Linked DNA regions of Homo sapiens: regions 1, 2, 4, 5, 6 and 7 are each linked to region 3. Evidence: chromatin contacts called from ENCODE Hi-C or POLR2A ChIA-PET data. All regions are on one chromosome and are shown on one strand. Each heading gives the region's core, a stretch centred on a gene start or an enhancer-like site at or near the end of the contact. The rest is flanking DNA. Distances are from core to core; before and after follow the strand shown. Region 1 overlaps SPATS2L (spermatogenesis associated serine rich 2 like). Region 2 holds the start of SGO2 (shugoshin 2). Region 3 holds the start of MARS2 (methionyl-tRNA synthetase 2, mitochondrial). Region 4 holds the start of FTCDNL1 (formiminotransferase cyclodeaminase N-terminal like). Region 5 holds the start of TYW5 (tRNA-yW synthesizing protein 5). Region 6 holds the start of C2orf69 (chromosome 2 open reading frame 69). Region 7 holds the start of SLC39A10 (solute carrier family 39 member 10).

The links. A loop is a pair of places that touch in the nucleus more often than their neighbours do. ChIA-PET counts read pairs that join two places held with the same protein, here RNA polymerase II (POLR2A). Pooled maps may share reads with other maps.
Region 1: a pooled map shows a loop between it and region 3 (4-fold over the local background). The contact joins the enhancer-like site here to the promoter of MARS2 in region 3. A Hi-C loop is called at or near these places in 5 of 50 pooled maps. POLR2A ChIA-PET finds 5 or more read pairs at or near these places in 2 of 52 experiments (GM10248 and endothelial cell of umbilical vein).
Region 2: a map of CD4-positive, alpha-beta T cell shows a loop between it and region 3 (6-fold over the local background). The contact joins the promoter of SGO2 here to the promoter of MARS2 in region 3. A Hi-C loop is called at or near these places in 3 of 168 maps with a recorded cell type or tissue (CD4-positive, alpha-beta T cell, CD4-positive, alpha-beta memory T cell and naive thymus-derived CD4-positive, alpha-beta T cell) and 11 of 50 pooled maps.
Region 4: a loop to region 3 is called in a map of naive thymus-derived CD4-positive, alpha-beta T cell, with 6 times the contacts of the local background. The contact joins the promoter of FTCDNL1 here to the promoter of MARS2 in region 3. A Hi-C loop is called at or near these places in 1 of 168 maps with a recorded cell type or tissue (naive thymus-derived CD4-positive, alpha-beta T cell), 1 of 37 single-sample maps with no recorded cell type and 6 of 50 pooled maps.
Region 5: a loop to region 3 is called in a map of CD4-positive, alpha-beta T cell, with 5 times the contacts of the local background. The contact joins the promoter of TYW5 here to the promoter of MARS2 in region 3. A Hi-C loop is called at or near these places in 1 of 168 maps with a recorded cell type or tissue (CD4-positive, alpha-beta T cell), 1 of 37 single-sample maps with no recorded cell type and 7 of 50 pooled maps.
Region 6: a map of CD8-positive, alpha-beta T cell shows a loop between it and region 3 (6-fold over the local background). The contact joins the promoter of C2orf69 here to the promoter of MARS2 in region 3. A Hi-C loop is called at or near these places in 2 of 168 maps with a recorded cell type or tissue (CD4-positive, alpha-beta memory T cell and CD8-positive, alpha-beta T cell), 3 of 37 single-sample maps with no recorded cell type and 16 of 50 pooled maps.
Region 7: a map of B cell shows a loop between it and region 3 (8-fold over the local background). The contact joins the promoter of SLC39A10 here to the promoter of MARS2 in region 3. A Hi-C loop is called at or near these places in 2 of 168 maps with a recorded cell type or tissue (B cell and CD8-positive, alpha-beta T cell), 1 of 37 single-sample maps with no recorded cell type and 9 of 50 pooled maps.

What each region holds. Positions count from the first base shown.
Region 1 is chr2:200,372,355-200,376,172 of GRCh38, reverse strand. The region is part of intron 2 of SPATS2L (spermatogenesis associated serine rich 2 like); the gene reads right to left. It also overlaps the pseudogene RNY4P34. Among named protein-coding and RNA genes, the nearest start is that of SPATS2L, 68 kb to the right of the region's middle. RefSeq lists an enhancer at 1,996-2,045. Within about 2 kb of position 1,877, at least 3 of the 41 ENCODE cell types and tissues checked have a DNase peak (open chromatin) inside an H3K27ac peak, as active enhancers do.
Region 2 is chr2:200,523,612-200,527,836 of GRCh38, reverse strand. SGO2 (shugoshin 2) reads right to left here and starts at 1,630. Exons shown (of 9, transcript NM_152524.6): 1 at 1,585-1,630. RefSeq lists a silencer at 1,712-1,761.
Region 3 is chr2:197,703,087-197,706,799 of GRCh38, reverse strand. MARS2 (methionyl-tRNA synthetase 2, mitochondrial) reads right to left here and starts at 1,431. Exons shown (of 1, transcript NM_138395.4): 1 at 1-1,431. The coding sequence starts at 1,394. RefSeq lists enhancers at 1,028-1,147, 1,188-1,237 and a silencer at 1,378-1,617.
Region 4 is chr2:199,849,885-199,854,139 of GRCh38, reverse strand. FTCDNL1 (formiminotransferase cyclodeaminase N-terminal like) reads left to right here and starts at 2,948. Exons shown (of 5, transcript NM_001363886.2): 1 at 2,948-3,400. RefSeq lists an enhancer at 2,482-3,056 and a silencer at 2,888-3,167.
Region 5 is chr2:199,953,075-199,957,082 of GRCh38, reverse strand. TYW5 (tRNA-yW synthesizing protein 5) reads left to right here and starts at 1,592. Exons shown (of 8, transcript NM_001039693.3): 1 at 1,592-1,690. The coding sequence starts at 1,613. It overlaps MAIP1 (matrix AAA peptidase interacting protein 1), which reads right to left and starts at 1,501. Exons shown (of 5, transcript NM_001394955.1): 1 at 835-1,501. The coding sequence starts at 1,284. RefSeq lists enhancers at 1,069-1,168, 1,189-1,348, 1,519-1,638, 749-1,948.
Region 6 is chr2:199,909,344-199,913,215 of GRCh38, reverse strand. C2orf69 (chromosome 2 open reading frame 69) reads right to left here and starts at 1,923. Exons shown (of 2, transcript NM_153689.6): 1 at 1,445-1,923. The coding sequence starts at 1,777. It overlaps LOC101927687 (a long non-coding RNA gene), which reads left to right and starts at 2,070. Exons shown (of 4, transcript XR_923766.4): 1 at 2,070-2,191. RefSeq lists an enhancer at 1,602-1,791.
Region 7 is chr2:195,655,848-195,659,575 of GRCh38, reverse strand. It overlaps SLC39A10 (solute carrier family 39 member 10), which reads right to left and starts at 2,350. Exons shown (of 10, transcript NM_020342.3): 1 at 2,295-2,350. RefSeq lists silencers at 1,582-1,681, 1,882-2,001, 2,032-2,081.

The sequences.
Region 1 (3,818 bases), core at 628-3,127, 2.7 Mb before region 3:
TTCCTTTTAAAAAGACTGCTTCTGATAAATTCCACTTTGCCTTTCTCTCTTCCAAAGTTCCAAATACAATGCCTTTGACAAGCTAAGTGTTCAATGAAGACACATGGAAAGAAAGGAATAAATGTCCTCTCATTTTATTCTTCCTGTCTTGCTTGCAATGAATTTTTAATAATTTTTTCTCCAGTTTTTAACCCCTCATACTAAGTTATCACTTTAAATGCCACCCTTTTAAAACCAGCACTGTCAGGCTGGGCACAGTCACTCATGCCTGTAATCCCAGCACTTTGGGAGGCTGAGGTGGGAGGATCCTTCGAGTCCAGGAGTTCGAGAGCAGCCTGGGCAACACGGTGAAACCCTGTCTCTACTAAAAGTACTAAAATTAGCCAGGTGTGGTTGCATGTGCCTGTAGTCCCAGCTACTAGGGAAGCTGAAGTGGGAGGATCACTTGAGCCCGGGAGGTGGAGGCTGCAGTGAGCTGTGATCATGCCACTGGCACTCCAGCCTGGATGACAGAGTAAGACCCTATCTCAAAAAACAGAAAACCCAGCATTGTCCAATATTGTTCTAGCCACATCATTTCACACACCTTCCAATCCACTCTGCTCTTCCTCCCAGCATACCTCCAACCTTGCAATATCTTTTAGCCATTATCAGAGTCAAGGTCTAATCATAAGCACCCAAACCTTCTATATCATCCTTATTGGGCCTCATGTATCCCCTCTTTAACCTGGTAACTTGCCTACCATCTTTTACTGATTTTATTTCTTCTTACTGTAGAGCCTTATACCCAGGATAAAGTCACTAGACTATAGCTCTCTAGTTCCTCTCGATCAAAGCCTACACTTTTGTCCAAAAAAGAAAGACTGAAGTTAACCTTTTCTATGGAGTATGAAAAAAAAATTCATTTTCACCCAATGCTAAACACATTTAACCATTAGCCTCACTCCTATATACCCACGTAACTCCAGCACAGAGAGGGATTTTCATTGCTGTTGGCACCTACATGCACTTTACGGACGCTTCATAAACCACCTCATGGCCTGCCTTGGCCACACTCTTAGTTTGTAGCATAAAAGGATGGAGTGCAGACACACATCCTCTCTACTTTGCACGGAGCTCTAGCCTGCCCTATGGCTCAACTCACACTGGGGGAAGTTCAGAAAGTACCAGATGCTTCCAATGGTGTACAAGCATTAGCAATACATAGTTTAATCTCTTCCAAATCATTTTTCTAAAGATTGAATGAAACAAAACTTTTTTAGTACAGTGGCTCAAATAATGCACAGGCCTCTCAGCTAAATATAATACCATATATTATTTCCCTTTGGAAGACTTTCATAGTTATTCAATCTACCTAACACCAATTTTGAGGTGTAAATATATTAGGTTTTGATTACTTGTTTGGTGAAATAGGTCCATCTCTCACAGCTTTGGTTCCATTTATACCCATTCTTGGCCGATTCGTAGAGACAAATAATTAGGAATGTCTGTTTTATCTTACTAATGCTAACAATTTCATTATCTAACTGTGGAACATGTCCTTTGAGTGTGCTCCTCCTGGGCCAGACACTACATGTAGAGGGTGCCTGTGTGTGTGTGTCCCTGTGACAACTGAGACCCAATGCCTATTCTTGGTGGGGGTGTATATTGCCATGCACAGGGGGATCAAAACCAAGAGAAATAAGAATGTAACAAAATGGTCAACAAATCATTCTGAAATGACTACAACCATGTACATAAAGTGGCTTCTGGAGGGATGAGATGGCTTTAGTTTAGGTGAGCTTAATCAAAGAGGGCTTCAGAGAGGGAGTGCTCTTTTGCACTACTTTGAGGCAATACTGGCAATGATCGGAATGGCACTGCAGGTATGAGGAAGAGCGAAAGTGAAACTTCGCTTGCAGAAACAGTGACTAATGTGTAAAGCCAGAAATAAAACCTACCTGCTTAGCACACAAAAGTCAGTTAATAAATATTTACTGGGAGGCCACGATTTGTCTCTGCTAGATGCAATGTATTTAGTTAATTATGATGCAGTATAAATTTAAGATTGGCTCCTGCAGGGAGATAAGATTAGCAGGCAGTAAGCAATGAGATGACATCAGAAGGCAGTATTTGAGAAGGTGTCTATATGGTGTGGTTTACATTTGTTCTGTTCGTAATGCAGCTAGAGGTAATATCCTTGTTTCATTTTTCTTTTAGTAAATGGGAAAGTTCCTTCTCATCCTATCCCAGCCCAATTCTCCCTCCCACCCCACTGTCATTTTTGGTTACATGGTTCTGAATCTAGACCTTATGCATTTTCTCTATTATTCTTGAAATACTGAATTGAAAACAGGATCTTTTAAAATAACTTCAAATTGGTGCAAGCTGACTTTCAGTACTTTCAGTTTTGTAAAAATATATGCTTTAATCTAACAAATATTAAAGGACTCCAAAAAAATAAAATTATATAGGCGAGTTACACTTACCTCTAGGAAAGTAACTCATAAATTATATTTAAGATTCCTTTTGGTTTTATTTTTACCTGATTTTACATCCTGTGAGATGACTAACACCAAATATTACATAATTTACCAAACTCAGTCTGGAAAAAGAGATAACCAGACACTGAAAAGACACTCTTGTTTGTTTTACTAAATGCTTCTCTTAAAAATGCGAGGAGGTATTAGAAAAGAAAAATGTCTTCAAAACTTAATCTACATTTGTATCTATTTCTGAATGGCTACCAGCCAGTCTTTAAGTCTTGGTTTCATTTTTTGTTCCAAGCTTTCGAATGATACTTGACTAGACAGAATGCGACCCCTCTAGATGTTTCATACAGAACATAGGGTAAGGATGGAGGAAAGACTCTAATGGTCACAGTATTAGTCAGTTTTGTTCTTTTTTTTTTTTTTTTTTTTTTGTTAAGGCAGTCAAATTTAGCACAGGGGGATTATATGCCAACTTTAGTGACACTAATGTTAATAAGTTCTGGTAACCCACTACCATCAGACCAACGTAGTTAGTTTTTGAAGAATCCTAAAGCCATGCTGTATGGTGGGGAAAAATTAATTTAGCTTATGACAAAGCATTATCCTTCAAGCCTCTGAATAATCAGCCTCTTGCTTTACAAACACTTCTTGTGTCTGACAGCTCTGCCATGCCTTTAGCAATAGCTATCATTTACTGACCACAGTCATTCATTCATTCAGTATTCATTTTAGCACTTAGTGGGCACCTGCTCTGTGCCAGGTACCATCCTAGGTGCTGGGGATACAGCAGTGAACAAACCAAACAAAACCCTCTTTAGGCACCACACTGGATGATTCTATTTCACTGAGACCTCACAATGTATCTGCATGTAGGTATTATTATCTCCATTTTAGAGATGAGGGAACTAAGGCTTATATGTTAAGGCCCAGGTCCCAGAGCTAGTCAACAGCAAGGCTGGGACTGAAACCTCTCAAACTAACTCCGAAGCTGGTCCTCATTCCACTAGTCTGGTGCCATTGTTTTGGTTCAATACAAATTAAGGGAATATGTAGCTTAAAAATTATTTAGAGGGTTCATTCCAGTTGCAACATCTTAGTATTCACAAAAATTAGAATCGTAGATGTAAAGCTGGCTTGGCAAAAATGCCAAAGGGGGAAGGAAAATTATCAATGGGAGGAACAACATTTTCTCAGTGCGTTAAATTTTGCTCCCCACTTCCCAGTGAGGACAAACCACCATGGAATACCCTTTCCTGGGCCACATTCTTTCTTATCCATTCCTTAACTTACTATCTCCTTATGTTCCTTTCCCTTTATTCCTGTTACATTTGGTGTCATTAAAGGGCA
Region 2 (4,225 bases), core at 381-2,880, 2.8 Mb before region 3:
TAAGATAAAATTAAATAGTTAACTTATTATCTGTTTTCTCCTACTAAATTGTAAGTTCAATGAGGGCATAAACTTTTGTCAAATTTGTTTGCTTCTGTACCTTAGTACAGAAATGTGCCTGCCACATAGCAGCTGCTGGATAAACATTTGTGGAAGAAGTGACTATGAATGAATGGAAGAACTTTCCAATAGAAAAACCGCCCACTCTTGGAATGGGTCTCCTTTGAAAGTGTTAAGCAGATGTTGGGAGGTGTCAAGCAAATAACGGAAAGATGGTTTTAGAAGAAATTTCTGCAATGGGGAATAAGTTGAACCAGAAACCTTTCAAGATTAAGGCTCAACAGTTCTTTTAAACGTTTTGCCAGGAAGAAACTTTAAAATCAAAGATCACTATCTATCTCAAAGACAGTAGAACACAGAAACTCCCCACAAACTGTTGCATCTCACACACCTGAAAGGGATCCTAACATAGAAATCTAGTTCATCTCCCAAAAAATCCAGTCTGGAATATCAAATCTCACTTTACTAATTAGGAAACCACAGCTGGACTGCCCTCCCCAATAAGCTGGTTCTGACACAATTCCTTAATTTAATAAACGACACTGTCAATCGCCTATTCAAATCCTCATGCCAGAAATCTGGGAGTGTTCCTTGACACTGCCCTGCAACCCCCTACATCAATGACCTCACCAAGGGAAACTTTAGGAGCCAGAACCAGGCATTTGGGGTACTGTTCCAGGGTGATTTACCATATAGACACTGAGACATTATGATAGTGATTACAACTGTGTTGGAGCTCCAGTTCCAACGTTTCATAGCTATGTGATCTCAACACCTCTTCGTCTCAATTTCCAGATTTATAAAACCATAAAAAATAAGGGCATCTCCTTGTAGGGACTAAATGAGCCAATGTATGTACAGTGTCTAGTACGGGACCTGGTAAACTATCAGCACTCAATACCAGCACTCTGTGACACTTGTCCGGCCAGCATCTCGACTATCTCTAAATACGAAATACTCAGTTCCACATCCAATTCTCCTGAATTGGATACCTCATCTAAAAAATCATTGTCCCTATTCTCTACTGAAATCCTACCTGTACATCAAGCAGCTCAAGTTCTAAGTTCCAAGTTCTCCCTAGTCTTCCATCACCCCTTCGCCTTCAGCCAGCCTCTCCAAACGAGAGGGCTCCTTCGAGAACTTTGGCACGCAGTCCCTAACATTCATTCCGCAGACACGTACTGAGCGCTCACAATGCCCTAGAAACTGTTCAAGGGAGTAGAGCAGTCCCAGAGACAGAAATATCTTCCCTTAAGTAGCTGACCTAACTGGTGGCTCTCCCCGCTCGCCCTGCCGGACGCTCAAATCTCAGAAACAAGAGGCAGCGACTCAAAGCCAAAACAGGACTCCGTCAACGAACCCCTCGTAGCCGGAGAGGGGCCGCCGTCCCGGATCCCGGAGGACAGAGGGCGGAAGACGAGCCGGAGACCGAGGCGGACAGCGCCTAGAGAACCGACTCAAGAACGACACCGATCCCGACAGGGAGAGGGCGGTCACGTCAACTGCCGCAGGCCACTAACTTACCTCTCTTTCAGCGTGGGGCACCCCCACCCAGCTCCGGGAGCTCGGCGAGCAGCAGCGGCTGCGGCTTGGGTTTAAACGCCACAGCCGTTGGCGGTTGCCCCATCAGCCAATCGGGTCCTGCGAAGATGGAGCAAGGGAGGGCGGTTACTAGGAAGTGAAAGGCGGAAAGGGCGGGACGCCGCTGCTAGGGCAGGAAGGGGCGTGCCCAGGCGAGCCGGGGGCGGCACAGTCTGCGTGACAGGGGTGCTCTTCCGCCCTGTGTTGGTGGCGGTCCGCTGTCTCCTGAAGCGTTGATGGAAAAGGAAACTCTCCTCTGACATTCATTATCAATCACATGTCTGAAAGGCTTGACAGCCACCTCAAGTCTGTTAGAAGGTTTATGTTGTTTACTGGGATACTACCCACCCACATCTTACCATTTCTTCTGCATCCTTGCATTTCCAAGTGTGACGCCAGCACATTTAGTTTTCACTTAAAAGCTCTCCCCGTTTTTCTTTTAACTTTCTGGGGGAAAAGCAGCAATGACATTTCGTTGCAAACCCCGGATCTCATTAATATTTAGGTCTTGCACTAATGGTCTGTTTTAGCTGAATATACAAGAATGACGTTTTCCATTATACACAACTACATTTTAAAAATGTATTATTCACCTTATATTCCATGTCAATTCGCTTATTTTTCGCAAATTACTTTCATAATTTTTACAAAGAATTTGGAGAAACTACAAAGAATAAAATTTCCTCTTTGTATGCCATTGGACTGAAAATGAAAATAGCTTGTTAAATCAAGGTTCCAATAATTGATGATACAGTAATGCAGTCAGCTTCATATTCTTGTCAATTTTTTGTTCATTCGAAGACATTTGAGAATTACAGCTTTCCATTTTTACTTTAAAGAATCTAGACAAATGATGCAAAACATGCTTTTGAGTTAAGATCTTTTAGTCTAATATAAATCACGATCAGTCTCCAAACAGATCTGGTTACATGAATCTTGTGTAAGTAGAAAAGTATTTACTGATTGTCCAGCTGCTAAAATTCCAGAAGACAGTGGTTTACAAAGTAATATACTGGTTATAGAAATTTATGCTTACCTAGGAGTTAACTAGCACTATATCTTGTTTACCCAGCCTGACACATTAAATGCTCAATGTATGTTATATGTTTTTTTAAATGAACCTTGTAGTGACTGTGCCATTTAATGGTTATTTAATCTTGGCCAAACTACTTAATCTCTCTGGGCTTCTGTTTCCTTATTTGTAAAATGGAGTTAAACAGCATCCCATATATTTTTATGATGGTTTCAATCAATGGGCCCTTTTGTTCAAATACATTAATATTGCTCTCTTCCCAATGGACACATTTTGTAGTTACAGCTTCAAAACCAAAACAAATAGAAAAGGGAGACAGGAAAATCAGAGGTAGAAGAGATGCTAAAACATTTATCAAGACATGAATACCAAGACCTCTTTAAAAAAAAAAGTGCTAGCCGGGCGCGGTGGCTCACGCCTGTAATGCCAGCACTTTGGAAGGCCGAGGCGGGCGGATCACGAGGTCAGGAGAGCGAGACCATCCTGGCTAACACAGTGAAACCCCGTCTCTGCTAAAAATACAAAAAATTAGCCGGGCGTGGTGGCGGGCGCCTGTAGTCCCAGCTACTCCGGAGGCTGAGGCAGGAGAATGGCGTGAACCCGGGAGGCGGAGCTTGCAGTGAGCCGAGATCGCGCCACCGCACTCCAGCCTGGGCGACAGAGCAAGACTCCGTCTCAAAAAAAAAAAAAAAAAAAAAAAAAAAAAAAGTGCTACCTTATCTCAGAGCAGTTGAAAGGATTTAACTGCTTTGTAAATTGTAAAACCTCTTGAAAATGTAAATTAGTATCATATACAACCATAAACCTAAAAGTATAATTAGTCGGGTTAAATTTAACGTGATCTCAGCTTGCTTTTTAGTTATTTGCCTTTTGCCTCTTGGTATAATGGATAGAGGCAGGAGCCCTGGATGAGAAGTCTGGAGATGCAGTTATTATAGTTGTGGCTGAGCCATTAGCTGTGTGTTCCTTGTTTCAAGTATTTTATCTGTAAAAGAAACTAGTTACATTAAATGAGCTCACAGACCTGTTGTGATACTCTCCTGCACTGGGCACTGATTTTGTTCCTCTCCATCTGTTTTCCTTTATTCTTATACTTGTTAGTTGCCTGATTTTCTCTACCTAAGCATAGATTCCAGTCAATTAAAATTTGATTGTCCTAAGACACAATCACTCACACCAAAAAAGGGATGGGAAGGAAAGGAAAGAGAGAAAGTGTAATTGCCATAAAACAAAAACCAGAAAAACCCTCTTTAACATATCGGCATTACTAAAACAAAAATCATCCAAGAACAGTCCCTGAGCAGGAGCCAAGTAAAGAACACTGCAAATCAATAAAGCAATAAAACAAAGTAGAAGGAGTGTACTTACATCTTATGAAACCATCTGACCTGATCATCTGTACCAGTCTGGCAGGATGAATTGCACCAAGGAAAATTAACCCAGGCTGATAGAAGCAGAAAAGAATATTGGGTGGGTTAAAGCATTTCTGGGTAGGATAGAGATACAGGCTTGGAAAATAAGGGGAGCTTGGCAGCAGACGAGCACCTAGCC
Region 3 (3,713 bases), core at 182-2,681:
TCATAGTGGTCTGCTACCTGCTTTGGCAAAGTGGCCACTGCGCTCACCAGAGCATAATCCTCTGCCTGAGCACGAACTGACGGCCCCACCAACCCTGGCTCACTAGGGAAGCAGGTAGTGCAGAAGGCTGGGTAGGTCTCAGAAGGATTTATTCTTTTGGCAGTGCATCGGTTCAAGAGACCTCCCAAGGCATCTGCCAGCTCGGAGTTCAGCAACTTAACCACCTTTTCATCATAGTAGTCACAGTCCCAGTTGGGGACGCCCTGCCGAAGGAGAAAGTAGCGGAAGCCATCCACGGTATAGCGGTTAAGGCAAGTCCTAGGATCCACCACGTTGCCCAAGCTCTTGGACATCTTTTGGCCACAGACTGTCCAGTGGGAATGGACACAGATGCGCTGTGGCGGGCTCATGCCGGCCCCTAACAGGAAGGCAGGCCAATAGATGGCATGGAATTTGAGAATGTCCTTACCTATGATATGAGAGGTGGCCGGCCACCAAGATTTGAACTCAGCATTTGGGTAGCCAATTACAGTGAGGTAGTTGACCAGGGCATCCAGCCATACATAGATGGTCTGCGAATCATCCCCGGGCACCGGAATGCCCCAGTGCAAGTGGCTACTTCTGCGAGACACGGACAGGTCGGGCAGCTCCTCGTCCAGCCACTGAAGAACTACGTGATGAAATGGTTCGGGGGTGATCGCCTGAGGGTTGCCCCGCAGCCACCGCTGGAGTGGCTTCCGGAACTGGGAAAGCCTGAAAATGTAGTTTTCTTCCTTGGTCCAGGAGACTGGATGCCCGCTCTCGAGAGATACAGGAAACGAATCCCCCGATGGGCCCGGCTGCTGGGTGACCTTGGCCTCAGGCAGGAAGCACTCGTCGGAAGCGCAATACCAACCTTCATAGACGCCCTTGTAGAGCAGACCGCGGGACTTAAGCACCCCCCAGAAGTGCTGCACAGCCACCCGGTGCCGGGCCTCCGTGGTGCGGATGAAATCTGTGCAGGAGATACCGGCCTCCTGGAAAAGCTGCTGGAACTGCTCAGAGACTCGGTCGCACAGCTCGGTCGGGGCCAGGCCCGCGGTAGCTGCTGCCTGCTGAATCTTCAGCCCGTGCTCGTCGGTACCAGTGGAGAATCGCGTGGCGGCCGTGCTGGGACCTCGGAGGCGACGGTGGCGGCATAGGGCGTCCGCCAGTAGTGCCGAGTACAGGTGCCCGATGTGCGGCGCCGCGTTCACGTAGAAAATGGGTGTAGTGAAGTAGGCGCGCACATCACAAGCATCATCGCCGGCACTGAGGGAGCCCGAACTGTAGTAGCGTGGGCCGAAGTCCTCCAGGAGAGACAGCCTACTAGCCCCCGTGCGTCCTAGCAGGCGGAGGACGGACGTTCGCAGCATGGTGCAGACCGGCCGCAAGCGGAGGAGGCGGCGTTCTGACAGCACGTGTGAGAGGCGCATGCGCAGCCGGGTCGCGCCGCAGCTTCCGGCCGGAAAGCCAATGAAACGCGGCCCCGAGCGCCGGCCCTCACCGCCCTCCCCGCCCGGCCCCGCCCCGCCCGCGCCTGCGCCGTCCGCACGCCGAAAGCCGCGGCGCCAGAGGCCGCCAATGGACGGCGGCTTGCCAGAAAAACAGCTCAGAGTTGCCGGGTTTAGGAGAGGCTATGAAAGAAGACGAACCTCTTTGCCTTCGTATAACATACTGTGTTTCCTGCTTTGGATTGTAATTTTATATTTATGAATCTGTTTCCCCCTCTAGGCTGAGCTGCTTGTAGGCAAGAGTTTTATATTCAGCCGTTTGTCTAAACCCCGTCCGTGGCTGGCATACTGCAAGACAGAGTATTGCTCTGCACATGCCCTGTCGATATCTAAAATGTCACCTAAATTTTATCTCAGAGCCTAAATCAATCTGTAAGGGAGGGAGAGAGAAAAAAGATGAAAAATCATTACCTACAGCATTTTGAGAGAAGGATAAGAACTGAGAATGGAAGAGAAGTCTTTAAACAGTTTTTGTTGAATCAACAAAAGTAGATTTGTGATCTGCCAAGTTCTTGCCAAAGTTTATTGAGATCCAGGAAAGTAGAGTGCAATATGCTGTCACTGTGCATATAAAGAATAATTTTCAAATTTATTTCTCAAAAAGTTAATTTTTTTAATGGTCTTGAAGTTCTTTTAAAATAGTGTTTCTCAAGTTTGCTTTTAGTAATGGAACCTTAGAATTTTTTTTAGGGGAGGAAACCTCAGGAGCCCAGAATTGAATTAATGTTAATCCCTAGTTCATAACACACTCTCATCTTTGATCTTTTTTTTTTAATTTAATTTAAGTAGCATATACATTTAATAATAAAATGGAGCAGCTATGAACCTACAACCCAATCTAAGAACTACAAGTGGTTTCAGAGTGTGGTCCCCAGAGCAGCAGAACTGGCAGCACCTGGAACTTCGTTCGATATGTATATTCTTAGGCCCCATCCCCCACATACTGAACCAGAAAACTCTGAGGGTAGGGCCCAGTAATTTAGATTTTAAGGTGATTCTGATGCACATTAAAGTTTGAGAAACACTGAACTAGAAAATTACCAGTGATTTAGATCTGTGTGCTCCTTTTCTTCTCGTACTGTCCTCCCTGAGGTAGTCATTGTCCTGAATTTTGTTCTTGCACATTTGTGTGATCACATACAAAGTATGTCTAAGTAACATTGTTTAATTTTGCTTGCATTTAAATATTCTAAAAAGGATATAATACTACATGTAGTCTTCAACTTGCCTTTTTATTCAACATTTTGTTGCTATATTAATCCATGTTGTTGCATGTAACTGCATTCATATGTTCTTAATACATGTTGCATGTAATTCATTCATTTTGACTGCTGTATAATAACCTTTGACTGAACACATATGGTAACTTGGATCTGATTTCTCTAGTGATATGATGAAAGGTGGACCAATCGAATTCTGTATAAGAGATATAAAAAATAACTTTGGATACTCAGTTGATGTGCTCTTATTTAATCCAGCAGTTTAAGAATGACCTACAACCATCTGGTCTTCAACAAAGTTGATAAAAACAAGCAATGGGCAAAAGACTCCCTATTCAATAAATGGTGCTTGGATAACTAGCTAGCCATATACAGATGAAACAGGACCCCCTTCCTATACCATATACAAAACTCAACTCAAAATGGATTAAAGACTTAAATGTAAAACCTAAAACTAAAAACCTTAGAAGGTAACCTGGGAAATACCATTCTGGACATAGGACCTGACAAAGATTTCATCATGAGGATGCCAAAAGCAATTGCAACAAAAACAAAAATTGACAAATGGGACCTAATTAAAGAGTTTCCGCACCACAAAATAAACTATCAACAGAGTAAGCAGACAATCTACAGAATGGGAGAAAATATTTTCAAACTATGAATCCAAGAAAGGTCTAATATCCAGAATCTATAAGGAATTTTAAAAATCAATAAGCAAAAAACCTCATTAAAAAGGCAAAGGACATAAACAGACACTTCTCAAAAGAAGATAGACATGCGGCCAACAAGCATATAAAAAATGCTTAACATCACTCGTCATTACAGAAATGCAAATCAAAACCACATTTAGATACCATCTCACACCAGTCAGAATGAATATTATTAAAAAGTCAAAAAACAACAGATGCTGGCAAGGTTGCAGAGAAAAGCAACACATACACTGCTGGTGGGAATGTAAATT
Region 4 (4,255 bases), core at 1,699-4,198, 2.1 Mb before region 3:
CAGGCATGCAGCACCATACCTGGCCAAGTTTTGTATTTTTAGTAGAGACAGGGTTTCACCATGGTGGCCAGGCTGGGCTCAAACTCCTGACCTCAAGTGATCTGCCTGCCTTGGCCTCCTTAAAGTGCTGGGATTACAGGTGTGAGCCACTGCGCCTGGCTTGCCTTCTTTTGAAATAAATTGGCTGTCTCCTATCTATGGAGGTCTAGAAACTCTTGAACAGAGTATGAATTATATGTCTCCACTGGCCTGGAAATTTCTATCCTTGACATTGTTGGTTTTGTTGCCCATTTTGTGGGGCAGAAGAAAGGATGCAGGCAGGGCGGAGTGGCACAGTTTCCTCTCAGGCCTACAATCAGAAACAGGTTGGCACAAGCGGACAATCCCAGGGCCAGGATCAGGGTGAGGTCAGTGAGGCTGAGTTGAGAGGCAAGTGCAGGGTCGGATCCTGTCTTTACTTAAGATTTTGATATTTTGTTCACCACATTTCTTTTCTGCATTAATTTTTATTTTAAAAAATGTCGCATCCCTGAGTTTTTTGGCACCTACTTACATTTTGTGCCCAGGGTGAACGCCTCACTGACCTTACCTTCATCCTGGCCCTGCTCAACCAACACCTGGGCTGTGGGCTCAGGTAGATCTGTGAGGCCACAGTGAGCACAGCCTCTCCCTTTTACCCTCTTCAGCTCAGTTGGGTCAGGAAAGTCTCCTACAAGAACTAAGTTCTCCCTGCTTGCAAAAACGAAAACAAAGGGTAAAGAAAAGTGTCCTCTTTGTCTAACAGGAAGCCAATGGGAGTGTTACAGAACAGCAGTTGTCGTAGATAGAACTGACCCATGGGAGTTTCAGTTGCTCTATTCCAGGGCTTATATCTTTCTGGACAGGAACCATAATGAGCAAAAGAACTAATGCCCACAAGGTGAATTTAGCAGAAGAATCAAGGAGTCAGAATAATACATTAATTCAAAAAGTAGGAAGACTCCCTCCAAAGAATGCTAAGTTAAATAAAAATGAGAGACTTAAGATGCACACAGAAATGTGACATAAAGCTCTTTTATGTAGTGAAATGGGCAGGAGTACATGCGGTACACCTAAAGTAACCGATGGTAACTTTCCATTCTTGAAGAGAACAAAATAATACTTTCAATCGTATCGCTAAACTTCTCATGGGACAGGTTGGTATGTGTCTCCTTGTATTTTCCAAAAATACATGCTTACCCTCCTCAGGCAGGGGCCGGATGCTGCCCCCCACAAAGAACACTGGGGCCCTGCTTTCTCTCCATTTGGGTTTGAAGTGAGTAGAGTGGAGAAAGGGATGCTTTCAGAAATGTTATCTTACTTAATGCCCCCATAGCCTGTAGCTCCGTAAGGAACAGTCTCTCGGGAGAAAGAGAGGATTAGGAGCTGTGGGGGGAAAAGCTTTCCTTCTGGCAGTTTCTACAGCTAGAACCATGAAGCCCCCAGGTGTCACACTGTTTTCTCTGGAGAAATATTATAAGATTAGATGTAATGTTATTACGCTGTCTCATTTGGCAAGTAGTATCATTATCCGATTGTTTGGAAAGGTGAAATACAGGGGATTCTGGTTCTTTGCCCTACCATGGAAGGAACATTTGGACACCACATTACTTTTTTTGGAAAACGGAAGCTAAAGCTAGAGGCCAAAAAAGCTCTCAAAAGAGAAGATGAAGAAAGTTAGGAATATTGGTCTGATTAAAAAGCTCTCAAAATTATCTAGTGAATGCTGACATTAGATAGGTATTGGTCTTTAGGTAATAACATGGGTATGTATCTACTTTATGCACTTCTATGCAGATTTAGTAGAAAAAAATACCTAAATATATATTTAATTCCATAGGATCCCAGTGCATTTTGAGGATTTAAACAGATAAGCCAACCTCAAAGGGACTGATTCTTGCAACTAAAACACAGACACCTCTGGGGTGAAATGTGGCAACAGTTTGACAGGCATAGCAGTAGCTTAGGCCAGAAAGGATTTATCCAATTAAAATTATGGGATGAATTTTGGCTGGCAGAATGTAATTACCAGCCTTGGAATGGATCCAGGATCCTGAGGTTAACACCCCTCCTCTTGCCAACAACCCTCCTACCTGCCAACACTCCGAGATGGAGAAGGCTGGATCTGACATAATCGCACATAATACTGTTGTGACATCTAAGTACAATGATGATGATGTGAGAAGCATCATGAACCTGATTTTTTTTAACACTCATTATGTTACTTATTTTTATGCCACATTAGGCTAGAAACCAAATGTCCACATAAATGTTAATTTCCTCAAATCTGTGTTTAAAAATTATAATTAGAAAATAAAAAATAGATTTAAAAATTAATTTATTCCGTCAAAGTAGTTATTTAGTGATTATTTCACTACAGGAACAAAATTGGATCAAAATGGTGACATTTAATCCTTGCTACACGAAAAAAAAAAAAGCAGGTCCTGATTTTTTGGAAGCGAAATGTGTTTTCAAGGTTGAGTGGCCTAGAAAAAAAGGAAATGCGGAAGCCTGATTCATATTCGTTGTAACTTTGACTAAATGGGTATGCGCAAGGACTGCTTTTGTCCCGGGGTGGGTCCAGTTCACAGTCACGGGGGGCACTAATCCTCCAGGAGGGGATTTACCAGAAGGGTGTGTGTGAGTGCGTGTGTCCCTTCCAAGGAAACGAGAGAAGAGCCCCCTGCTGGTGCATGATCAATAGGCAAAGACCTGATCATTAGATGCCAATGCCCCTTTAAAGTCATTAATTGACTAGAGAATTGTGGAGGGTCTGGCGATACGGAAGAGCAAACGAAAAGGCAACACTGATAAAAATCTGAAGCGTTCAAGGACGCCAGGCACGTGGTGCCGGGTCAGGGAGGGAGAGGCAGAGCCAGCCCGGTCGGTGTGCGGCTGGGGTGGGGCGCGCTCCGGGCGTCCGGGAGGCGGAGCCGGCGGCAGACGCTGCGCGCGGGCCACGCGCGGCGGCGGAGGCTGCGCGCGGGCCACGCGCGGCGGCGACTTGGGCTGGGCGGTCGCCCTGCCCCACCGCCCTTCGGCGCTCGCAGGTCCGCTCCCCTCCCAAACCGCAGAGCGGCAGGCGCGGCCGCTGGTTCGAGAGCTCGGCCGGGGCAGCGCAGCCGCCGGCTGCCCCTCGCTCCCAGGCGCCACAACCCCGCGCCCTCGCCGCTGCTGCGTCCCGCGAGACCTGTGGGGAGGCCGGGAGTCACTTCGGGTTCCCTTTCAGCCCACGTGGTCCTGGGACACTCCACCCAGGAACCTAGTCGGCACCGCGCAGGGAATCCCAGCAGCGGGGTTCTGGCCCCAGCACGCGTTGCGGCAGCCTGGCGAGCGTCCTTGCGGCCTCCAAGTGCCGGTGGGGTGCGTGCGCAGGGGGCAGGTGAACTGCTGCACTTTGCACTTGCTAGGCTAGGTTCTCCGCGGGTGGGGAGGCGCGGGGGCGGGGGACGGCCGAGTGTTTAATCTATCACCAGAGGTCATCCAATGGTAATTGAAGGATGAGCTGGGAGGACTAGGATCTCCCTGTCCCAAACACAGAGTGTTTTGGGGGGCTTGCGTTTGGGTCACTTTCTGAGCCTGGTACTGCCGCTCATTTCAGCTTCGCTGTGAAGGTGAATTTTTCTAACACCATCTTTGTGTGATTTAGCTGTCCACAGGGAATCAAAATGTGGAATGAGAGGATGAAACTAATCCTTTCTTTTGCACTGTTAGGGGTTGCCATAAACACCATTTGTTAAAAAGCATAATTATGTTGGGAAAGTGCCTGATGAGACAATTAAGCTGCATAAACACACTGAAAACAAATGAAAACCAGAAGACGCCCACACCCCTTGTGTAAAGCAATTTTTTGTTTACATAGAAACGAGAGGTCTGGGTTGCTTTATTACAACAATGTTATTAATATCTAGAAAAACCTAATGACAGAATTTTTATGAATTTTCAGTGATGAGATGATGGACATGATATGAAAACCTGCCTGCAAACCTGAGCTAGCTACGAAGCCTGAGCTCTCTCTAGGTTAAGATGATTAGGCCAACGAATGATCCTGGCGAACAAGCCAGTGGATTTATTGAGGGAGAGCACCATTATTTGCACCAGAGCACTTTTAGCTTAAACTCTAAAGTTTAACGCGTGTCTCAGAGTTAGACCACTGTGGTTGGTATCCCTCACACAGGGAACAGTGGTTGGTATCCCTCACACAGGGAACATTACCTGTCAGAAAAAGACCCTCATT
Region 5 (4,008 bases), core at 343-2,842, 2.3 Mb before region 3:
GAACGATACAATCTGTAAAGGAGTCCAAAAAAAAAAAAAAAAAGCATGTACCCACAAAATCTACAAATAATCTCAGGACCCAAGTGACCATATGTCACAAGGGTAAGGCAAGGTATAATCAGCCATTCAGAAACAGGTACGTAACTAACAAAGTCAGGGATAAGAATCTCTAAAGGCTAAATATTTTCTGTGTGCAGGGTGCTGTGCACTTAGCCACCAGGCAGTCTCAGCAAATCCTTTGAAAGGGTAAAATTGCTCATCTCCAGTTTAATCTTTACGGAGTATGGGGTGGTGTATTGGTCGGCTCTGTCTAATAGCTGGCAGGAAGTTCTGCTCTTCTACCCAAGGTGACATTACAGCACTTTGGAAATGTTATCTCAATTATTCTTCAATCTTACCCATTTATTAATGTATTCAGCAAACATTCATGGAGTGCCTACTATGTGCCAGGCATTGTCTTGCCCACTTTGTAAATTTGAAAATTATGTTCAGACAAGATGAGCCATATAGCTTTTTCTTTCTGAGACAGGGCCTGGCTCTGTATCCCAGGCTGGAGTGCAATGGCACGATCACAGCTCACTACAACGTCCAACTCCTGGGTTCAAGCGATCCTCCCCTTCAGCCTCCCAAGTAGCTGAGACTACAGGCGTGTACCACCATTCCCGGCCCAGAAGCTTACTTTAAGTCAAGCAATGGCTGGAAGGCTCTATGTCTGGGCCACTAATCACGTTTGATCACTTGTATCCCAGTGAAGAAAACTCACTGCTAAGCACTTCTGCGAGCAATAGTTGAACTCATTAGAGACGGATAGGTCAATCAGGGAAATAAACAAACCTGCTTCGCTCCCTCGGAGAACTCTGTGATGCTGAACTCTTTGTCGAAATAGGCCCAGATAAGGAAGGCCTTAATTCGAGTCCTAACCCAGTTGATGGGGTTGGAGAATCCCAGGACGATCATCTTGGTTTTCTGGTGCTGCTGGGGCTTCTCCTCCGTGCTGTAGCTGCGCTGAGGGCAGGCAGGGAAAGAAGCGAAGGCTGCGGGGAGTCCCGGGCTGCTGAGCACTGGCCACCGGGAGCCCTGGGCAGGTAGCGCCGAGGCTGCCAAGGCCCTAGCGCTTCGTGGAAATAACGCCGCTCCCAAGCCGAGGCGACAGCGGCAGAAGTAGCAAAGTGTGGCCGACGGCAGCCTCACCTCGGCCACAGCAGGAGTCCGGAGTCGGACGGCCCCGCAGGGCAGCGACCGAGAGTGCAGGAACTGGGGTAGCAAACGAGCGGCCAGCGCCATTTTTATGACCCTTCACACCGGTGCCTGCCGGTGCTGTATGGAAAGGAAGTCGGTGGGAAACCGCCTCAGCGGTGTCGGAGAAAGAGACTGGAGAGCAAAGTGGACCTGTTGCTGCAGCCTCTGGTGAGTCGGCCCCGTCCCCGCTCTCCAGCACGCAGCCCAGGCCGAGGCCCTTCGGCAACCCGCCCCGCGCTCGGACCCAGCCACTCTGGAGTCTGCCGGCCTCGCGGACCTTTTCTCTGTCGCTCGTGTTTCCGGGCGGATGGCGCTGAGGAACGCTTTAGAGCCGAAGTTCCGAAGACCTGGAAGAGGGCAGGCGTGAGCAACCATGGCCGGGCAGCACCTCCCGGTACCCCGGCTGGAGGGCGTTTCTCGGGAGCAGTTCATGCAGCACCTCTACCCACAGGTGAGGCCCTCGCGCGGGGCAGAACCTCGAGAAACCAGCGAGAGACACGTCTTTACCTTTCGGACAGCTGGGAACTGGTTTTTAGAGACCCAGGGTGTGGGAAAGAGGCGCAGGACGGCAGCAGATCACTGGTTGGCCCTTAGACCAAGGGAAAGGTGCACGGGGGACGCCGACTGGCTCCTCTATTGAAATTTCCGGAGAAAGTCCCATGTTTCTGGGGAGCAAGATGATGGCGGAGAGCTGAGTGCGAGAGGTATTTTGCCTAAACTCTTTACTCCGCATCTGTCAGTCTGCTCCGAATTAATGGATTTGAAGGCACAACTTTTCACTCCACTGAGCCAAAAAGGAAAGCAATGGGATTCCCCCGGAAAACTCCTACTCGTCTTGAATTCTAACTTACTTAGGTTCTAGTTCCGACATTGGAGTCTTTTATACCTGTAGTTAGAACCTTAGGTCTTTAAAAGAAAACTCATAGAGAAATATTAGGGAAACAAAAAGTGCTTTTACTTGCAGTGCTTTTCAAGGGAGTCCAGACCTAAGAAAAACAAGGTATTAAAAGGAAAAATCCACAGGATTACAGTAAGTCAGTTTATGGTAGGAAAAATACCCAGCAATTTTCTTACCTGATATTTACATTTATAAGGGTGGTCATAGAATTACAGTTCTGGGGCCGGGCGCGGTGGCTCACGCCTGTAATCCCAGCACTTTGCGAGGCCGAGGCGGACGGATCACCGGAGGTCAGGAGTTCAAGACCAGCCAGTAGAAATCCCATCTCTACTAAAAATACAAAATTAGCCGGGCATGGTGGTGGCCCATACCTGTAATCCCAGCTACTCGGGAGGCTGAGGCAGGAGAATCGCTTGAACCCGGGAGGCGGAGGTTGCAGTGAGCCGAGATCGCGCCACTGCACTCCAGCCTGGGCAACAAGAGCTAAACTCGGTCTCAAACAAACAAACAAAACTACAATTCTGAGTGTTACAAAAGTCGGATGGGCTGGGCGCCGTGGTTCATGCCAGTAATCCTAACATTTTGGGAGGCCCAGGTCGGTGGATCACTTGAGGTCAGGAGTTCAAGACCAGCCTGGCCAATATGGTGAATCCCCGTCTGTACAAAAAATACAAAAATTAGCCGGGCGTGGTGGCGCACGCCTGTATTCCCAGCTACTCTGGAGGCTGAGGTCGGAGGATCTGCTTGAGCCCGGGAGGTCGAGGCTGCAGTGATCCATGATCCTGCCACTGCTCCAGCATGGGCGAGAGGGTGAGACCCTAGCTTAAAAAAAAAAAAGGCGGGGTTGGGGGGATGCGGGAGGAATGAAGTTTTTCTTTTGATAGCAACCTACGGGAGAGGATTCAAGCCTTTATTAGTTTGGAGACTTGTACTAGATGGGTTGTTCTTGCTCTCCCTGTCCTTAGACACCCCCTATCTCAGAATGTGCTAGACGTAAGTTGCCTAAAGGGCAGTGTTGTGAAGATTAGGGTATGTGGAAGTGCTTTGTAAGAGTCATAGCAAAAGGTATTTTGTAATTTAATCTCTTCAGACAAGACATACAGCACAAAGCATCATTACATTTTAAAAAGTCGAAAATTACAAACAACTTTCTCTGGCCATGGGCAGTAAAACTAGAAATTAATAACAAAATTGGAAAAAAAGACCTTTCTATCTGGAAACACTAAAAAGTATGAGGGGGCATAGTGCTATGAGTTTTTTGTTAAACATTTTCTAATAACTCCATAATTAACACTGTATATTGTACAGGTACATGAATAGATAGACCAAGGGAATAGAATAGAAAGTGCAGAAATACCTATTCCTATGGAAATTTAGTGTATAATAAGCATGACATTTCAAAAATCAATAAGGCACAAAATGACTTTTTAAAAAATAGACTGTTTTTTCGAGGCTTTATAGGTTCACAGCACAATTGACCAAAGGTACAGAGATTTCTCATGTCCTTTCTGCCCTGACACATGGATAGCCTCCTCCATGATCAACATCCCCTCATTAGAGTGGTATATTTGTTACAATTGATAAACCTACATTGGCACATCATTTTCTTTTTCTTTTTTTTTGAAATGGAGTTTTGCTCTTATCGCCCAGGCTGGAGTACAGTGGCACAGTCTCGGCTCACGTTAACCTCTGCCTTCAGGGTTCAAGCGATTCTCCTGCCTCAGCCTCCTGAGTAGCCAGGACTACAGGCACCCGCCCCGACGTCCGGCTAATTTTTGTATTTTTTAGTAGAGGCGGAGTTTCGCCATGTTGGCCAGGCTGGTCTCAAACTCCTGACCTCAGGTGATCCGCCCATCTCAGCTTCCCAAAGT
Region 6 (3,872 bases), core at 674-3,173, 2.2 Mb before region 3:
TAATATATTATATATTATATATAATATATATAATTTTATATATAATATATATATAAAATAATATATATTATTTTCTTTTGCCCTCAAAATAACTGGTTTAGTTGACTGCTAATAAAAACTGGAAAAAAAAAGAGAATATCTATATCTATATCTATATATCTATATCTATATCTTAATCATTATCTGACTCAGAGCACAGTTTCTAAGTATGTCATTTTAAGGCACCAATTTTGAAAATAAACTAATGTAGTTTCATAGTATAAGAAACACATGTAGGCCGGGCGCGGTGGCTCACACCTATAATCCCAGCACTTTCAGAGGCCAAGGTGGGCAGATCACTTGAAGTCAGAAGTTCGAGACCAGCCTGTCCAACATGGTGGAACCCCATCTCTACTAAAAATACAAAAATTAGCTCAGTGTGGTAGCGCATGCCTGTAATCCCAGCTACTCGGGAGGCTGAGGCACGAGAATCACTTGAGCCCGGGAGGCGGAGGTTGCAGTGAGTCGAGACTGCGCCACTGCACTCCAGCCTGGGCAACTAAGCAAGACTCCGTCTCAAAAAAACAAAAAAGAGAAACATACCTAGCTATAGTCTAGCTTTACCTGTCTAGAACTTTCTATGATGATGGATTATTTTCTATGATAATGCTATATATCTGTGCTGTCCAATACAGCACACGCAAGCCATCTGTAGCTACTGAGCACTTGAAATGCAGCTAATATGAATAACTGGATTTTTAGTTTTATTTAATTTTAATTAATTCAGATAGCCATATATGGCTAATGGCTACCATATTAGATAATGCAACGTTAGATTAAGACCCAGTTTTCAGGGCAACATAACCACGGATATTTACCTGCAGCTATAAAATAATAAACATAACATGCAAAAGCAAAAGTACAAAAGAGGTGAGCATCAAAACATTGACATGCTTAATAATTATTGTCCCTTTTCTTCCACCCATCCCCACTCTTTTTTAGGGTTACTGGATGTCATACCTTTGTAATGTTTGTTTGGTTTTTAATTACTGCCACCGTTTTCTAAACACTACGTGCTAACTTAATTTGAAAGCCATCGCTCTGTCCCCTGCCCAACACACACACACGGTCCTCTGAGAAACCAAATTATAGAATAAATATACAAGATGCGTGTCACTCCCTGTCTCAAATTCCGCCTCTTGGAAACCTGGACCGACAGCTGGCTCTTTCGAGATCGTAGCCCTCGTCGGACACCTTCCCCATGGGGTTCTATGGACAAAGGGCGCCAAGGGCGTGGAAGGCACGGTTTTGGATTTCGTGGAGTAGAGGAAGAGCCACCCTCAGTGAATGTGTGGGTGTGTTCAGGCAAGGAAAGGAACCAGGCAGCAGCCACGAGGGAAGAATCAGTGACCGCGTACGTATACACGAGAGGAAGGAACAGATACCCAGGCAGGCCCCGAGTTACCTGCACATCCCCAGGGAAATAGAGGACGTGATGCTGGGGCGGCGGCTGCGGCTCCTCCTTCGCTGGGTCCCCGGGGAGGTCCTGCCGCTCCAGTCCCTCCCCGGCCGCCGCCAACAGGAGCAATTCGTTGCTGCGCTGCGGATCGGCTCCAGGCACGGTGGAAAGCTGCAGGCACTGACGGCGGCGCACCTCGGCCGAGAGGGAGCATCGCGCGCCGCCGCTGCCGCCCGGGTTCATGGTTCTGGCCTGAGAGCAGGACGAGGCGTTTCCGATTCCGAGCTGCGGCAGCAGGAGCAGCAACGGCGGCGACCGCAGGAGCCTGAACCCCCACATGGGTCGCCGCCGCGAGAGCGGTTCGGAGGTGGAGGGTGGCGGAGGGGTTCCTGAGGGAGGGACTTCAGCAGGCGGCTCAGCCGGCGGCTCAACGGTCGGCGGCCGCGGCCCGGCCGGGAGCCGGCGCTGAGGCGACGACGTCAGAGGCCGACGTCCGCGCGCAGCGTGCGTAAGGAAAGGAAGGGAGGGGTGTGGGCGAAATCGGTCTTGGGATCCCGGAGAAGACGGTGGGCGTGGCTTGAGGAAGGGCGTTTGTGATTGGTGGGTTCTGCCGCGGCCGGGAAGTTCGAACAGAAGTCTGGGGAAGAGCCGGCGAAGAGCAAAGAGATAATACAGTACTCCCAGCTATAGCAAGCGGCAGTTATGGAGCATGCGCAGCAGCAGGGGCGGCCGCAGGTCGCCGTTCAATAATACGTAATGTATAGACTTTTGAGTATACGAAGCTCCCTGTTTCTCTAGGTTCACCTGAGATTTATCTGGTCTTTCAGGGCTTAAAAGGGAGACATTCCCAAAGAAGATTCCGTGGGAAGTCTCCTACAAGCCCCGAAGGAAGGGAATCTCTCTCCTCATACCTTGAGTTTCCTGAGTACAATTATTATAGATATACGAAGATCTCTGTGCTCATGGAGAATTTGTGGTTAGATATGAAGCTAATTCATCTCTGTTTGGGAACAGGGTACATGATCTAGGACAGGAAAAAAACGGGGCGAGGCAGTACGCTTTACTTGGTGTTTTGCTATTTGGAGGTTTTCAAAAACTAAACAGTGTAGGAAAGTCATGTGTGTCCAGCAACTATCTGTGGCCAGTTGAGTAGGAATAAGATTTGGCGAAATGTATGCTCAGGCCTGTACTCCCAGCACTGTGGGAGGCCGAGGCGGAGGATCACTTGAGTCCAGCAGTTTGAAACCAGCCTGGGCAACATAGGGAGGCCTTGTCTCTACTAAATTTTTTTTTTTAATTAGCCGGGCGTGGTGGTGCATGCCTATAGTCCAAGCTACTGGGAGGGCTGAGATGGGAGATTGGATCGCTTGAGCCCAGGAGTTGTATGCTGCAATGAGTTGTGATCCCACCACTGCACTCCAGCCTGGGCAACAGAAGCAGACCCTGTCTCAAAAAATAAACCAAAAACAAACAAAACAGGGAAATGTGTGCGAGCGAGGATGAGATCCAAGTACTTGTGAGACAAAGCACTGTAAAGAGAATAATTAATGAAAATTACAAAAAACTACAGCCAACATTTGTTGAGGGTTTACTATAGGCCAGAAATCTAAGCACTTTATATATAATTGTTCGGAGTTTATATATGTGTATTTAAGCACACATACTGTTTTCTTTGGTCTACATATGCAAATAATAACAAATGGCTTGGAGTAGGAACATAAATGAGCAAATGATAAAATATGATTTATATATATGTATAGACTTGGTGACTTAGTATGCTAACCTACTCTGGTCTAAATTGTTGCATTCCATCTGACATCAAAATATTGTTATCAATCAAAAATTATTCAATTAATTACTAAGGAAATCTGCCGCTTTCTAAAATAACTGGTTAAAAACAAGTAGAGGTTAGTTATACAATAATTAGTATATAATGACATTTAGGCAACCTGACGTCACTCTGTTTTGCCAATTGCAAACATGTTACTTTCCATTGTTAGATAGAGGATTGCTGAAATGTTATCTAAAAGTCCAAACATGTACATGAATTGCAAATGCAGCTTTTGATTTGTGGTCTTGTTTTTAGCTTGACCTTATAATGAAATCTATTTTTATTTTTAAGTTTATTTTTTTAAGACAAGATCTTGCTTTGTCACCCAGGCTGGAGTGCAGTGGCACAATCTCGGCTCACTGCAATCTCTGCCCCCCAGATTCAAGCGATTCACTTGCCTCAGCCTCCCTAGTAGCTGAGATCACAGGCATGTGCCACCACGCCCGGCTAATTTTTGTATTTTTTTAATAGAGACAGGGTTTCTCCATGTTGACCATGCTGGTTGCGAACTCCTTACTTCAGGTGATCTACCCGCCTCGGCCTCCCAAAGTGCTGGGATTACAGGCAGGAGCCACCATGCCCTGCCTTAATGAAATCTATTCT
Region 7 (3,728 bases), core at 1,101-3,600, 2.0 Mb after region 3:
GGGTAGAAGGGTTGGGTGAACAGAATATTAACAAGGTAAATTTCTCTAATCAGAAGGAAATGATCATCCCAGATGCTGAATTTTCCTTGCTATAATACTACATCCTATCTTCTCCAAAAATCACTTTTGAAAAAGGCACACCCCCTAGATTAGTACTTGCATACGACACTTGAGGCCTACTCAAAGTACTTCAAATCAGGTGCTCAAAAAAAGGGAAGGACCGTGTTAGCTTTTAAGCAGTTAGAATTTAAATTGGTAACAGTAAGAACTAGTATAGGTTATCATGCAATCTATTATTGATGTCATTTCCTATGAGGTCTTCCCCAACCACTTTTTTTAAAGTAGCACCAAAGTCATTCTTGCACAGGGGTTCTTATCCAGGCGTCTATGTACGGAACGCAGAATGTTTGTAAATATGGACAGGTAAAAAAAGAAAAAGATTTATCTTAACCTCTGACATTTACTTATCTCTTCAGTTACGAATGCAGGCAAAAATTACAGCGATGTGAAATACCTGATAGCAATTTTAGATTAAATTTAAGCCAAATTCTTTAAAGATCATTTACAGTCCTCACTAATGCTTTACTAAAATATAGATGTCATATTTAATATCTTCATTATTTCATAACTGGTTTCTGTTGCAATTCTATGTATTTCATACATTTAAAACCATCATTCTGTGGTTCATCACATAAAAAAGTTAAAAATCCATACCAGCACATCATTGTTTTATTTTCTTCACAGCACTTATCACTGATATTATATGTTTCCAGTAAGGAGCCACTGGAGTAACCAGTGTCTGCAGAATGTGCGTTGTCTGGCATGGATCCAAGATCTAGAAAAAGTAACTGACTCATATTAAGGTACTCAAATATTTGTACAATAGAGTCCTAATACAAAACAATACACAGGAGTCTTGACTTGAGGCTTTCAATTGCATACTAAGTTAGAAGGAACTAAGTTCTACATCTCCAGCTTTTCCATTACTTGCTTTTTCTTAATTATGTACAATTTAGATACACATCCAAAAAGAAAACAAATACAAACCTATTCTAGTTTTGCTCCAAGAATGACTCAGTTCCAATGTAAAATTAGAGGACTTAACAGCAAAAGGCATAAATAAAAGTTTCTTTTAAAAAACAGTATAACCTACCATACTTTTTGTTTTTTTCTAACATGTGTTTTGTGTCACTGTTACTTAGAATAGGTACTCGAGTGAACGACCCTTCCAACGGAGGGCTTCAGGTTCTGCAGTGATATTTCTTCCTCGTGCCAGATCCTTAGTACAGCCCATGTGGACAGGCTCCCACGTGAACATTTCTTTACAGAAGCCACAGGAAGACCTTGAACGTCATGTTGCTCGCGCCCTGGCAAGGCCCCCGCCCTTCTTAGCTGGGGCGTTCGAGGGACCCCAGGAGAGGCAAGGAGTTCAGCAGATTCCCAGACCCGGAGAGGCGGTGCGCGAAGGTTCCTCTACGCGATCCCCCTGCCGCGCCCCACATCGCTCTCCACCTAAGGGCTTTCCGGAACAAAGCCGTGCGGCCGCGCCACCTCCGGCCCACCCGGCCTGTCCCACCGACCCGGCCCCACCCTCACCCTCAGCTCCAGGGACCCCCAGCAGGCCGAGATCTTCACACCCCCGCGCTCCGCCTCGGCTTTTCGGTTGGTCCGGGAGAAAACTAGTAGGAGCAGAGGCGCCGCCGTCCGTTAGCCTCGGTCCGGAACAGCGGTGCCGAGGCTCCATCCCGGGGTCCCCTCGCCCCATTACAGACCAGAGAGAAGGACTGGAGAAGAAAAAACCGGGGCGCTGGTCGCCAAGCCCCCGAAGACCTGCCTACAGATCCCCAAAGCCTCGCCCGCCCGCGCCTGCGACGCCATCCGCGGCCGGCGCGCAGCCCCCTAACCGCCGCCACCCGCCCAGCGGTCACTCCCCCACCCCGGGCGCGGCCCGCGAGGCTCCGCCAACCTCCACAGGAAGGTGAGGGGGGCGCGAGGCTCCGCACGCGAAGTGGATGCCGCCGGCTCCCGATCCCGCGGCCCGCAGCAGCCCAGACCGCACACGAGGAGCCGCGGCGCCCAACACTCTGCCCACCACGCGCTCTGCTTCGGCTGGCCGCCGCCGACTGCAGCAGCTGCGGGAACCCCAGCGCCCGCATCCCCGAGGGAACCAGCCCCGACTCCCCGGTTCTGTTCTCCCTTTCTACCCCCACGCCGTCCCGGGACTCGCAGTCTCCGCCGCGCACGGGGCCGGTTCTGGGGGAGGGAATGTAAACAAATCGGGGTTTTATAGTTACCTCACACTCGAGTGCCGTGTGCATCTCCTCTCCGCTCGGTACCAAACCCCGGCTGCACCAAATCGTGTATTCACCAAAGCAGACTGCGCTAACTGCGTCGCAGAAACCGGCGCGTCTGACACCCTGCTACGCTTGCGGCGTACAAGGTCCACTCAGCTCCCTGCGCAGCCGCACCCCGTCCGCCTATGGGTGCTACGCTATGGGCGTACACGCGCCACCTAGCTATTCACTTCGGATAACGCCAGTTGCGTAAAGGAGTCGCACTACTCACGGATTCCACATGGATCGTCCGAGGAATAGGAAATTCAAGTCTACGCAAACTGCGGAGTTCCGTGGCTCCGCGCTAGTTTTGTTCCAAGAAAGAACGCCGCGGGGGAGTTGGGGCGGCTTCTTAACGCATGCGTGGAGCGCCCTTTATCATTCGCCTTTTCTCCTGGCTTTCGAACGTCGGTTGCTGAGGCCTTGGGCAAGGCGAATGAGTAATGGAAGCTCTAAACCCAAACGCTTTAGCCAAAAAGCTTCAGAGTGATCAACTGGAATGTTCATCTGTATACGAGTTAAACATCTACGTTAAGTTAACCCCGCCCCCTTTGTTAAAGTAACCTTTTCAGTCTCTTAGGGCAACAGCGAACTTTATTTAGTGCTAAGTGCGAGGTGTTTTGCCTAGCTCCCCTTCCCACCCATTTAATTCTAAAGCACACTTACTGCGGGTCTTCCAAACCTAAAAGAAAAAGTTGAGTCCTGAGAACATGTCACACATGTAGAGAAATTCTCGAGGCTTTTGGCAACTTTCCAAGGTCTTCACTCCTCTACTCCTCAACTGATCGACTATTTCTTAACACTCTATGACAAAAAAATCCCGATCCAGCCAAGCAGTTCCATGGACTTGTGCCTACACCGTGCTCATTCTTGCCCTTTGCTCACGCCATACATCCCATCTAAATTGTCTCCTCCCCTCTTAAGCAACCACCAACCCACATTTTCTTAAAAGGTGACTCTGGACGTCTTATTTTTGCTTCATTACTCTGCTTCCTGGCTCTTACTTAATCCACATGTTGAGGCGTATCTGCATTCCGCCTGGGGTGCCTGTGTTTCTATATCCAACCAGAATCTACTTAACACAGCGAGTTCTGGGGGTGCCTTACTGGTGTCTAGTAGAGAAAATAAAACCATGAACAGCAGTAATCGCAGGCTTGACTGTGTGTCAAGTACTCCACATATATATTAATTTAATCACCATAACACGGTGAGGTAGGAAACTGAGGCACACAAGACTTTAACTTGCCTGGTATCACAGAGCAGGTAGAGAAAAGAGTTGGGATTTCCAAACCCATTCAGTATGGACGGCTAGGTAGTCCCGCTAACCTGCATATTATACCTTCATGAAAGAAGGTTATTTTTTGTTTTGTATCTCTACAAAAAACATCCAAAACA